Regions from separate parts of the Homo sapiens genome. Here region 1 is linked to region 2. Evidence: read pairs that join two places in POLR2A ChIA-PET (ENCODE). Cell type or tissue: GM12878. All regions are shown on one strand. Each heading gives the region's core, and the rest is flanking DNA. Links, peaks and the distances in the headings are about the cores only. Region 1 holds the start of LINC02022 (long intergenic non-protein coding RNA 2022). Region 2 overlaps MKRN2 (makorin ring finger protein 2).

Evidence for each region. ChIA-PET counts read pairs that join two places held together with the same protein. Peaks named below come from ENCODE experiments on the same cell type or tissue, not always from the same donor. Only the 100,000 strongest peaks of a DNase experiment are listed, where the experiment ranks them.
Region 1: POLR2A ChIA-PET joins it to region 2 with 13 read pairs; 3 of 35 experiments call an interaction of 5 or more read pairs at or near these places.

The regions. Positions count from the first base shown.
Region 1 is chr3:12,884,413-12,890,755 of GRCh38, reverse strand. It overlaps LINC02022 (long intergenic non-protein coding RNA 2022), which reads left to right and starts at 5,545. Exons shown (of 3, transcript NR_136189.1): 1 at 5,545-5,897. The region is part of intron 4 of LOC105376956 (a long non-coding RNA gene); the gene reads right to left. RefSeq lists enhancers at 5,486-5,575, 5,666-5,795. In GM12878, for the core only: no CTCF peak of the experiment used is centred there; no DNase peak of the experiment used is centred there; H3K4me3 peaks cover 638 bases; H3K27ac peaks cover 2,493 bases.
Region 2 is chr3:12,575,170-12,581,512 of GRCh38, reverse strand. MKRN2 (makorin ring finger protein 2) reads right to left here. Exons shown (of 8, transcript NM_014160.5): 6 at 4,772-4,882. Among named protein-coding and RNA genes, the nearest start is that of MKRN2, 21 kb to the right of the region's middle. In GM12878, for the core only: no CTCF peak of the experiment used is centred there; no DNase peak of the experiment used is centred there.

The sequences.
Region 1 (6,343 bases), core at 900-5,899, 310 kb before region 2:
ATTCCATCTACCCCAGACCACAAAGCAAAACCCACCAACTCTCTGCCAATACTCTAGAGGGACACCTAAGACAAAAATTCAGAAAGGCTAAAGGCTACCCATAAAGACGTGCATGGAGGGGTACAAGCTATGAAGCCAAATTAGACGAGGAAGCAAGTTACAGTCTTGATGTGTGACAGGGTAGAAATCAGCCTTAAAAACAATGCATGAGAAAGTGACTTGATAATGCTAGAAGCTGCAATTCCCAATGTAGACATGACAGGAGTATCTATGCACCACATAAAACAGCAGTCTTCAAAAAACGGAAACTGCAGGATAGGTAGGAATAAAAAAACACATTCATAAAGGTTAACATTGCCACTCTGAATCCAAGACAGGTTAAGAGGCCAAAATGAAATTATCTAGAAGCCTTCAGTTTCTCATGGATATGATACCAAGCATTGCGCTTCAATAACAGAGAAAACACCTTTCCAACCTCCCTTGAAACGTTTATGGAAACTTGCCACATATTAAGACACAAAGGAAACTTCAGTAATTCCACAAAGCAGAGAGAATCTAAACATATTCTCTAATCACAGTACAGTAAAACTAGAAATTAAAGACTCAAAAATTCCCTACTGGAAATGTTACTAACTCTATTAAATTACTCTTGGGTCAGAGGACAAATACAAACCACAACCATAGAATTTGTTCAAAATGGTAACACCTTGTATCAGAATCCATGATGCAATTAAAGCAATGAGGCAAAGAAAATTACATCCAAAATGAAAAAGAAACATCAAATGCAAAATTAGGAAAAGATTAAAGTAAACAAAGGAGAAACAGTTGCAAAATAACAAGCAAGGCTGGGTGTGGCAGCTAATGCCTGTAATCTCAGCACTTTGAGAGGCTGAGGCAGGCACACTGCTTTGAGACCAGGAGTTCGAGACCAGCTTGGCCAACATGGTGAAACCCCATCTCTGCTAAAACTACAAAAATTAGCCGGGCATGGTGGCTCACACCTGTGATCCCAGCTACTTGGGAAGCTGAGGCAGGAGAATCGATTGAACCTGGGAGGTGGAGGTTGCAGTGAGCTGAGATAGCACCACTGCACTTCAGCCTGGGAGACAGAGTGAGACTCCTCCTCAAAAAAAAAAAAAAAAAAAAAAAAAATCAGAACAAAGAAATAGTAAAGCTTATGAACAAAAAGCTGGTCTTGGAAAAGAAAAAAGAAAGTAGACAAACCTCTAGCTAACCAAATCAAGGTGACAAGAAAACGAAACACCAAAAATGAGAAACCAACACAGGACTGAATATTGAAGTGGAAAAAATGTTTAGAGTGATGATACTTTGAACGACTTTATGCAAATAAATTTGAAATGAATAATTAGCCAAAAGTGACTCAGGAGAAAAAGAAATCTTAAACAAATTCCCATGAGAGAAATAGAAAATGTAATTAACGGCTTAACTAGCCCATTTTGTTTCACAGGGAATTCTTCTGACCTTCACAACCAGATAATCTCACTGTTACAACTGTTTCTGATCACAGCAAAGGAAGGAAAACTTCCCAATGCTTTTTCTTGTCTTTTCTTTTTTGAGACGGAGATTCACTCGTCACCCAGGCTGGAGTGCAATGGTGCCATCTCAGCTCACCGCAACCTCCACCTCCCCAGTTCAAGTGATCCTCCTGCCTCAGCCTCCCCAGTAGCTGGGATTACAGGCATGCACCACCATACCCAGCTAATTTTGTATTTTTAGTAGACACAGGTTTTCTCCATGTTGGTAGGGCTGATCTCAAACTGGCGACCTCAGGTGATCTGCCCACCTCGGCCTCCCAAAGTGCTGGGATTACAAAGGTGAGCCACTGCACCTGCCTCCCAATGCTTTTTATGCAGTGATTTTGGCACTGTTTTCTAGACCTGATAAAAGTTACATAAATACAAAGCTGCATGTCACCAATAGAAAATTGTGAATCACATATCACACATATCAAACATCTAGTAGCATATTCCATATAAACTAATATACCTCATGACCAAATAGCATTTTACATCAGTAATGCAAGAACTGTTCAATATTAGGAAATCCATCATCTTAACTAAGATAAGAAAAACCAAGTGATCATTTCCCTGGCTGACAAAAGGGCTTCAACAAAATCCAGAACGAATTCCTGGTATATAAAACACTTAAATAAGTGGATACTTTTTTGGGAATGATAGAGTATACCTGAGTTCAAAAGCCAGAATTTAATTGAATGGAGAAACAGTGAATGCATTCTGTGCAAATCAGGGAAAAGACATGGTAAGCATCTTCACTTCTCTGTGACACTGTGTTGAAGGGTTCAGCCAATGCAATCAGATGCAGTTAGAGGCATCTGAATCAGAAAGGAAGAGGTGAATTTTTTTTTCTTTTTTTTTTTTTTTGAGACAAGAGTCTTGCCCTCTCACCCAGGCTGGAGTTCAGTGGTGCAGTCACAGCTCACGGCAGCTTCAACCTCCTGGGCTCAAGTGTTTCTCCCGCCTCATTCAGCCCAGTAGCTGGGACTACAGGTGTGCACCACCACCCCCGGCTAATTTTTATTTTTAGTAGAGATGAGGTCTCGCTATGTTGCCCAGGCTGGTCTCAAACTCCTAAGCTCAAGCGATCCTCCCACCTCAGCCTCCCAAAGTGCTAGGATTACAGGAATAAGCTACTGTGCCCCACCAAAGAGGCAAATTATTTCTATTTGCAGATGATACAACAGCATTTCTGGAAATCCCAAGAAATCAATGAAAAAGTTAAGGCACAATGAGGAAACTCAGCAAGATGACTGAAAAGCAAATTAATGTATATGAATCAATAGACATTAATAAGTTTAAAAGAATAATAAAAGGAAAAAAGAATGCATGTACAAGATAAAATTTTTACAAAAGATATATAGGAGCTGGGCATGGCGACACACCATAATCCTAGCACTTTGGGAGGCTGAGGCAGGAGCATCACTTGAGTCTAGGAATTTGGGGCCAGCCTGGGCAACATAGGGAGACCTCATCTCTCCTAAAAATAAAAAACATTAGCTGGACATGGTGGCTCACGGCTGTAGTCCCAACTACCTGGGGGGCTGAGGCAAGAGAATAGCTCGAGGCCAGGAGGTTAAGACTGCAGTGAACCATGATTGCACCACTGCACTCCAGCCTGGGTGACAGAGAGACCATGTCTCAAAAAAAGGAAAAAGATAACTAGGAATAACTTCAAAAAATAATGACAAGTGAGGAAAAGATTAAAACACTGAGAAATATACCGAGTTTTAAGATAACACAATTTAACATACAGATGTCAATACTTCTCAGTTTTTTTAAAAAAATGGAGCTAGTCAAGATTATTTTCAATTCCAGTTTTGACAAGGCAAGACTCTCCAGGAAAATCAGTCTTTTTTGTTTGTTTTTAGAGTTAGTGGTACATCCAGACATCACTGCAGCACACTAGAAAGCTTCTGTCATTAAACCTGCAGTATTGGTATGTGCGGATTCAGACGAGCTGAACAGAATGGAAAGTCCAGAAACAGACTCCATAAAATGGAAACTTAGGATACAGTGAAGATGGCGTGACAAATCACTGGAGAAACGGCAGACCCCTAAATAAAAGGGGTGTCAGTTACCTTTTGCTACAAAGCCAAACACCGCAAAACTTCCTAGCTTAGAGCCACGGTAACAATGGTTTCTCATCACACTCAGGGTTGTTTGGGCCGCTCCTCTGGTCCCGAGGCTCGCTCTCACTGGAGGAGTGGAAGCAGCCCTTGGAATGGCGGAGACCGTGTCAGATGCCCCAGATGGCAGTTGCTGCAGCCAGCAGGCTGGGGCTGGCAGGCATGGGAATGTGAGACAGGACTGGCAAGCAGGACGTCCCTCGGGTGCTGGCAGACAGGGCATTGCATGTGGGAAGTCACCCCCATGGAACCCTGCTTGCCCACGGCAGCTGCAGATGGGAAGAGAGCGCTGCCCAGTGCAACCAGGAGGGATGCCCCTTCTTCCCGTAGCACCCCCAGTGTCACCTCTGCTAACTGGCAGAGGAGAACATTGACAAAGTCCAATGCCATGATCACAGAGCAAGGCGGTGAACAGTGGCTTTGGAGCTGAGAGACAAAAAGGCTCTAACCCAGCTACCATATGACACTCAGCTTCCACATGCACCTTCCACGCACATGTGAAATTCAGAACAAGCAAGCAGCCTTGTGTTTCCACCTCCCAAGATACAGCCACACTTCAGATCACGAAGGGGTTTTCTCACCCCTTGCCCACAATGAGGCACAGTCCCTCAGTCACTGTGTATGGGGTGGTGGGGGGGCGGGGCTCTGAGTGACTCCTCAGATTCCATCACAGCGCTGCTGAATATTCTGTTCCCTGAAGACTAAATTGTAACGTTACCTATCGACACCTGTATAGAAAGTGAAAAATGGAAAGAAGGAAATAGCACAAACCAACTAACACGTGTGTAACCGGGAAAGTGAAAGTGAGTAAAGCTACTGCAGCCCTCCCTTTGCTAATGGAAGGCACAGCTGTGGGTAATGTCTGTGGCTTCCTTCTTCCCAAACCCATTCCATTGTCCCCTGCCCTCATACAGACCTAAGCCGGTCAAGTTTCTTTAAAATTGGTTTTATAGAGAAACCGTCACCCAGGCTGAAGTGCAGTGGCAAAATCATGGCTCACTGTAACCTTGAACTCCTGGGCTCAAGTGATCTGCCCACCTTGGCCTCCTGAAGTGCCGGGATTACGGGCATGAATCCACTGCACCTGGCCTCAAGTTTCTCCTATGTGGGGTGTGACTGAAACCATCATTCCTAAGGACTCTGATTCTTCAACTGTCCTTTTTTGGCTGCTAGAATTTCCCACGAGCCATTACCATTGGGTATGGATATACCAGAGAAGCCCCTGGGTTCTTGTCCCCATTGCGTAGCAAAGCCTTGGTGACTGGGATCACTCTCTCCAGCTAGTAGAGAAACCCTTTTGCCTCCCATTGCTTCAGTGGCCTGGGGAGCCCCACATGGCCAGGGGAAAGTCTCATCTTCCAATGCACTGGAACCATGCCAGATTTCCTCTGGGGAAGCATTCCCTCGTAGAAACTAAGACCTCCAAACAAGCAGAACTCAAAGTTTCTGGGGCAGGAAGCAAACATTCCGTGCAAGGGTTACTAGGTAAGAGCATGAGAGGAGCCCCTGCCACCTGCACCCCCAGCTGCAGACCCCTGCTGGGGAGGAGACAGCACCACGTGGTGGTCTCTGGCTCACAGCATGCACCGCTCCCTGTAAGGCAGAGCCCTGGCCTTCTAAGGCCATGTCCCCAGGTGGCTGTGTGCTGTGGCTGCAGTGACCCATTCCACCTCTACATTAAGCTGCTGCTGTCTGGTGACGGTGGATGGATAGGAAGACAAGTTACAGTTTGAGTTTTTGTTCCTCCTTGGGGGCTTAATTGTAGGTTTTGAACATGTAAAATACTTGCATGGCTCACAAGTCAAAACCCCATGCAAAGATATTTTCATCCCCTCCCCCCTTCTTACCGCACCCCGCAGAGCTCTATGCTCATCATTTTTGTGAGTTCCCAGGTTCATCGTGCCCTGTTTCCGTTCGCAAAATTAAGGAAAGATGTTCAGACACCGTCGCCTGGCCGTTCATACACAAAACAACTCGCGCTGTGTGTGCTGCCCCACTTCCTGCCACTTCACTAATGGCCGCCCATTACCCATTTGTTGACTGTCAGCTCCAAACCTCCCCGTCCTTCCCTCGCTGTGTGAGGACAAGGCTGAACTCCGTGTCATTTGCCAGCTGGCCAGTACCCTTCAGCCCAGATCTCTATGCCAAGCAGTCTGAAATCCTTCTGAGCAACCACTACACCACCTCCGAGGTCAGGGTCTTTGGTGTCCCAGAGGTTCTGGAGAACTTGGAGGTGAGTGGCATCTGCATGCCTCAGGACAGGCCGGAGTCAAGGGCGTCAGGAAGGGCCTGGAGGAAGAGGGAATGTGGCATGGATGTCCTGGGCCAGTTCTCTTTAAAATTTATTTTTACAATTAGAATTTTTAAATTGAAGTACTCTTTTTCCGTAGCACTACTGCTCTCTCTCAGGCTGCGTGATTGTATTAATTGTTCCGACCTCTGCTGGTCTTCCCCAGCTACAAGTTAAGCTTGTGGGGGCAGCACTGAGAACCCAAAAAAGGCGCCAGTGAGCATGTGGTGCGTGGCATGGCAGAATTCGGTGCAGGAGCGTCTGCCACACAGCAGGGAAGAAAGCCCTAATCCCTGCTGGGACAAGTCCCCTCTCTCCAGGCCTCACTTCCTCCATGACTAAGTCACGGGGTGGGATTGGTGGGTGAATGATCCCTCAGGCCCAGAGCC
Region 2 (6,343 bases), core at 557-5,556:
CAGCTCCAGAGCACCTCCTGGGTCACCACAGAGCTAAGCCAGGCCTGGTCACTCCTCTGGGCACTAAGCTCTGAAGCTGGGCCACTTGTCTCTGCTCAAAGTTCCCTAGGTACCCCACCAAGCCAACTCTCCCCTTCCTCCTGGCCGCAGTGCTGTCAAGGTGGCTACAGGGAAAGCAGAGGGTTTTAGCAACTGCCTAAAGCCATAGGTCTCCTTCCAGTTTTCCTGTCTCCAACCTCGGCACCAGGGAGGGCTTCTTCACGCCTTATGTGCTTTGGACCCCTTCTCTGAACAGTGTTTTTCAATGCATAAAACATGGGTCTACAGCATACAGTGACCAAACAGTTCAAAATGTTTTCCCTCTCTCTTAATTCTACCATTCTCCCCACAGACCTCTATGTTAAGAACCCTGCCCAAGGAAACTCAATCAAATGAATTCCCATTTTGCTCAAATGAACTCTGGTTTATCCAATCATAAAGGATCCCAAACTGAAGTTAAAAAAAAAAAGATACCCAAGAATCCAGAGGGCCATCTCGGAGTACAGAGGAAGGGGAAAGTCACAGAAATAAAGCCAAACAACAGAAAGGGCACGCTGCTGTCAGGGGCAGCTGGGGTGTGTGACAGCGGGAGACAAGAACAGGGAAAGGAGGCTCCTGAATCCAGTGGTTTTCCGTCTTGTCAGATGGGATGGCCGCAGGCCGGTGGTGAAGTTCTCTGAGGACGGCTTCATAGCAGCATAAAGAAAAGCCCTCTGGCCGGGTGTGGTGGCTCACACCTGTAATTCCAGCATTTTGGGAGGCCAAGGTGGGTGGATCACTTGAGGTCAGGAGTTTGAGACCAGCCTGGCCAACACAGCGAAACCCCATCTCTACTAAAAATACACAAATGAGCTGGGTGTGGTGGCTGGCACCTGTAATCCCAGCTACTCGGGAGGCTGAGGCTGAGGCAGGAGAATTGCTTGAACCCAGGAGGTGGAGGCTGCAGTGAGCCAAGATTGTGCCACTGCACTCCAGCCTGGGAGACAGAGTGAGACTTCGTCTCACTGGGGGTGGTGGCGGGGGGGTAGGGTGGGGGGAGAGAGAACAAGCTCCCTGGCCAGCTGATCTGATTTGAGCACAGGTGGCTGGAGAGCAGGTGTGTGGACGACACATCCTCCAGGCCCCTGCTTGCCTGGAGTTCTGAGCGGACTTCAAATGACCGTGAGCAGTTTGCTCTCACCAGAGCCTGCTGGACAACTCCAGAGCATCCTAGCACACTGGCTATGAACTCGATCAGGTCAAACACATTATATACTGGTCCCCCACTCTCACAAGAATATTACTCTTTTTCCTCCCCCAGGCTTATCTGGTCACCAAGGCCAAAAGCCTCCAGTTCACTCTGACTCACTCTGTGTCCTCGGCTCTCACACCCAACTGTGTTCATTCTGTTTACAAATCACTTCCCAATCTCCCCTTCCTTTGGGTTCCCACACTTGTGGAAGCCTCTGGGGCCTGCCTGCCAGGGCCACTTCCTCACTGGCCTCCCTCCCACTCCCACCAGTTTCCACCTTCAGAGCAGCACGGAGGAGCTTCCCAACCTTTTTTTTTTCTTTAAAGAGATGAGGTCTCCCTATGTCTCCCCTGGACTTAAGCAATCTGCCCTCCTCAGCCTCCCAAAGTGCTGGGATTACAGGCATAAGCCACTGCGCCTGGCCCCAACCTGTTCTTAAAGACCATGGTCACACTGGGATTCAAGTGTCCCTTAGATTCCAGTCTGTAGGTCCCACCACATCCTTCTACACACCTGTTTCAATGCCAGGAGCCACTCCCAGTGTCCCCCAGACACAAAACCTACACCCTTCTGTGCCCATGTCCTTCCATCACTTCCCCCTACAGACAGGTGCTTCCTGCTTCATGGTTCAGGCTCCCATGCTGCTTCCCCTGGCAGCCCCCGGTGGATCCAAGTGCTTTCTCTGTTGTGATAGATGGTCCCTCATGAAGAACTGGTCACCAGCAAACCTGTATCATAATTGCCCTTTTGCAGTTTCCCATGAAGTTGTCTTACTTGGCGGGGCACAGTGGCTCACACCTATAATCCTAGCACTTTGGGAAGCTGAGGTGGGTAGATCATCTGAGGCCAGGAGTTCAAGACCAGCCTGGCCAACATGGCGAAACCCCATCCCTACTAAAAAAATACAAAAATTAGCTGGGTGTCGTGGCGCACACCTGTAATCCCAGCTACTCGGGAGGCTGAGGCAGAAGAATCACTTGAACCCTGGAGGCGGAGGTTGCAGTGAGCTGAAATCATGCCACTGCCAGCCTGGGTGACAGAGCGAGACTCGAAAGAAAAAAGAAATTGTCTTACTAATCTCTACATCCCCCAGTGGTGCTTAGCTAGAAGGTACCTGACCCATAGTGAGTACTCAGTAAATGTTTGTGGATTGCAAAAAACACAGTCATTAAAGGAAAGCAAAGCAAGGAAAGATCCAAATAGCAATAACAATCTCCAGACTGCTTTTCAGCAGAGCCCCTTTCTACAGGCTGGGACCCTTTTCTACAGGCTGGGGCCCTTTTCTACAAGCTGGGACCCCTCTGCTTGCCACGCCTTGCCCTCTTGTGGACACACAGGAAGATTGTATGAGGAAAAAATGGTAAAAAAAAAAAAAAAAAAAAAATCAAGCTTTAGTAAACTAATATGCAACATAAAGGAACCATTAAAAAAGGTAATGCATAGTTTCACTTTTAGTATGACAAGTAAACGCCTGCCATACCCAACCCTCCTGCAGATAAGTCTTAACACAAATATTTCAAGAAGACCTGAAGGCACCAGAGAATGAACAAACGCAGTTAGATTCTTTGGAGGAGTAAACACAAAGAAGAATAGCAATGGCAAAGGCTAAGTTACCTTTTTTAAAAAAGGTAGCTTTTGTGGCTCACATCTGTAATCCCAGCATTTTGGGAGGCCGAGGCAGGTGGATTGCCTGAGCTCAGGAGTTCAAGACCAGCCTGGGAAACACAGTGAAACCCTGTCTCTACTAAAATACAAAAATTAGCCAGGCGTGGCGGCATGCGCCTGTAGTCCCACCTTCTTGGGAGGCTGAGGCAGAAGTGCTTGAACCTGGAAGGCGGAGGTGGCAGTGAGCTGAGACTGTGCCACTGCACTCCAGCCTGGGCTACAAAGCAAGACTCCATCTCCAAAAAAAAAAAAAAAAAAAAAAAAAGAAGTAGCTCTTATCCTGGAGCAGGCCAAAATCATAACCACATGGGGTGGCTAAAACTCCAAGGGGAAATCCAATCTTTCTGGCCTGAAGAACTAAAAGACAAGAGTTCAAGGAAATCACAGCCATTGGAAAGTGAGGAAGCAATCCCACAAAGTAAGGGGCCTGTGAAAAAGTGCTCAAAGGCTGTGTATAAACTCTGCCCAAATCTGACTAACTCCCAAACCACACAGGAATGCGACAAAGTCAGCTACGAATGCAAAACCAGAACTGAGATCTGAACTGCTACCTGGGTTTGAGTTCAAACAATTTACCTGCCTGTTAAAAACAGCAACACTTGGCCAGGCGCAGTGGCTCATGCCTGTAATCCCAGCACTTTGGGAGGCCGAGGTGGGCGGATCACCTGAGGTCAGGAGTTTGAGACCAGCCAGGCTAACATGGTGAAACCCCGTTTCTACTAAAAATACAAAAAATTGGCCAGGTGCAGTGGTGCATGCCTGTAATCCCTGCTACTCGGGAGGCTGAGGCAGGAGAATCGCTTGAACCCGAGAGGCAGAGGTTGCAGTGAGCCGAGATTGTGCCACTGCACTCCAGCCTGGGCAACAAGAGTGAAACTCCGTCTCAAAAAAAAAAAAATCATCACTTTACAGATAAACCATAACAGAATCCTAAGTCTCTCTACAATGTAATATTTACAATGTCAAGGATAAAATCTAAAATTACTAGACATACGAAGAATCAGGAAAATGTGATCCATTCTTAAAAGACAACAGAGGTCAACTTCAAGATAACAAGGATTTCAAAGTAGCTGCTACAACTATGTTCAAGGAGATGAAAAGAAAAAAAGATTGAAAAAGAATGAATATCCCCAGAGATCTATGAACAATATAAAAAAACTATCATAAACGGAAGTAGAGTCCCAGCAGGAAAAGAAAAAAACAAGACAGAAAAAAAGTTAATGAAACAATAGCTAAAATTTCGCTCATCTTGGGGAGTGACATAAGCGTAGAGAAAAACCACTCCACTCCTAGGCAAAATATCAACATGCTGACAACCAGGATAAAGAGGAACATTTGAGGCCGGGCACGGTGGCTCATGCCTGTAATCCCAGCACTTTGGGAGGCCGAGGCAGGAGGATCACTTGAGCCTAGGAGTTCAAGACCAGCCTGGGCTACATGGCGAAACCTTGTCTCTACCAAAAAAAATTAGCCAATTAGCTGGGCATGGTGGCGCACACTACTGGTGGCCCCAGCTACTCAAGAGGCTCCTGCTTGAGCCCAGGAGGCTGAGGCTGCAGTGAGCTGAGATTGCACCACTGCACTCCAGCCTGGGCAACAGAGTGAGACCCTATCTCACCGAAAAAAAAAAAAAAAAAAAAAAAACACCAAAACTAAACAGGTCCACATCACCATGTCCTTGCTCATTGCTGCATCCCAGAGCCCAGCATGGTGCCTGAGAGAAGGAAGAGAGGAAGAGGCCCCTAAGACCACACTCCTGGGAAGGAGAACGAGGACACGGGCTGACAGCAGAGCCAGGCAGGCAGCAGGGGCACGTCGAAACTCAAAAGCACTTACCCCATCCCCTGTTTGAAAGCTTCAATCAACTCGTTCTTTTTATTCTGATCTTCCACCCAATACACACTTGGAATTACAAACTCTGATATCACACGGCATTCTGGACAAGACCTGAAATAAGAATTAGATTACTAAGGGAGAAGTCATGTTACGAAGCCTGGGCACACTCTCTGCTAAACCTCTTGCTCAACTGCCTCACCACTACAGGCATTTCCTTCACCAGAAATTCCAAAAGATGAAATCACAATCATCCAAGAACCTTATTTACTATTAACAAAATAGGGTTTCCCAATGAGAACACATGGACACATGTGGGGGAACATCACACACCGGGGCCTGTCGGTGCAGGGGCAAGGGGAGGGAGAACATCAGCACAAACAGCTAATGCATGCATGGCTGAAAACCTAGGTGATGGGTTGAGAGGTGCAGAAAACCACCGTGGCACATGGATACCCATGTAACAAAGCTACACATTCTGCACATGTACCCCAGAACTTAAAGCAAAAAAAATACACACACACACACACACACACACACACACACACACACACATATATGGTTTCCTCAACAAAAAAGACAGATGAAATAACCCTCATACATTGCTGGTGAGAATGTAAAAGGGTGCAGCCACTTTGAACAGAGTCTGGCAGATTCTCCAACAGTTTAATGTAGAGTTATTATACCATAAAACCTAGCAATCCCACGCCCAGGTGTATACCCAAGAGAAATGAAAACACATGCCCACATGCTGTGTTCACAAATGTTGACAGCAGCATTATTCATAATAGTTGCAAAGTTAAAACAGCCTAAATGTCCACTAGCTGAGGAATGGATAAGGGAAATGTGCTGCGTCCATACAATGGAACATATTCCGCCAGGAGAAGGGGACTCTGGCACATGCTACAGTCGGGATGAACTCTGACAACACTATGCTCAGTGAAAGGGGCCAGGCACAAAAGGCCCCAAATTCTATGATTCCATTTATAAGAAGTGTCCAGAATAGGCAACTCTGTAGAGACAGAAAGCGGATGAGTGGTGAGTTAAATTGTGGGCTTTTATCTCAATAGAGCAGTTGTTTCACCACACGATTTTAGGCAAATTACTTGACCCCCGCACCCCAGGCCTGTTTCCTAATCTGTAACTGAGGAGGGTCTTTGAGGGAATGAGATGAGCGGACAGATGTGGAGTTCTGAACAGTAGAACGCGTGCAGTAACCTCTCCACATGCCAGCTCTTCCCCTGTCCTGCTGGAGAATTTGAGACTCCTATGTTGGCCACATTGAGCACATCCCATGTGCCAGGCATCATGCAGAATGTTTTACATGCATTATTCCACTTCATCCTCAAATAACCCTATTTTCGTTTTTGGTGGGGGGAAAAAACGAAGCTCAAAATGATTAACAGGCAACTGGGCTACAGGCAGGTACTACTGGATTTCAAACACAAGGCTAGGAGATGAAAACAGGTCAGTGCCATTTAACACCTTTTTACACAGATCATCTTTGCTGAGTTCCTCCCCAACACCCAGAAAGCTTGGTAGGAATTGTTGCCCATCTTTTATAGGAACAGGCAC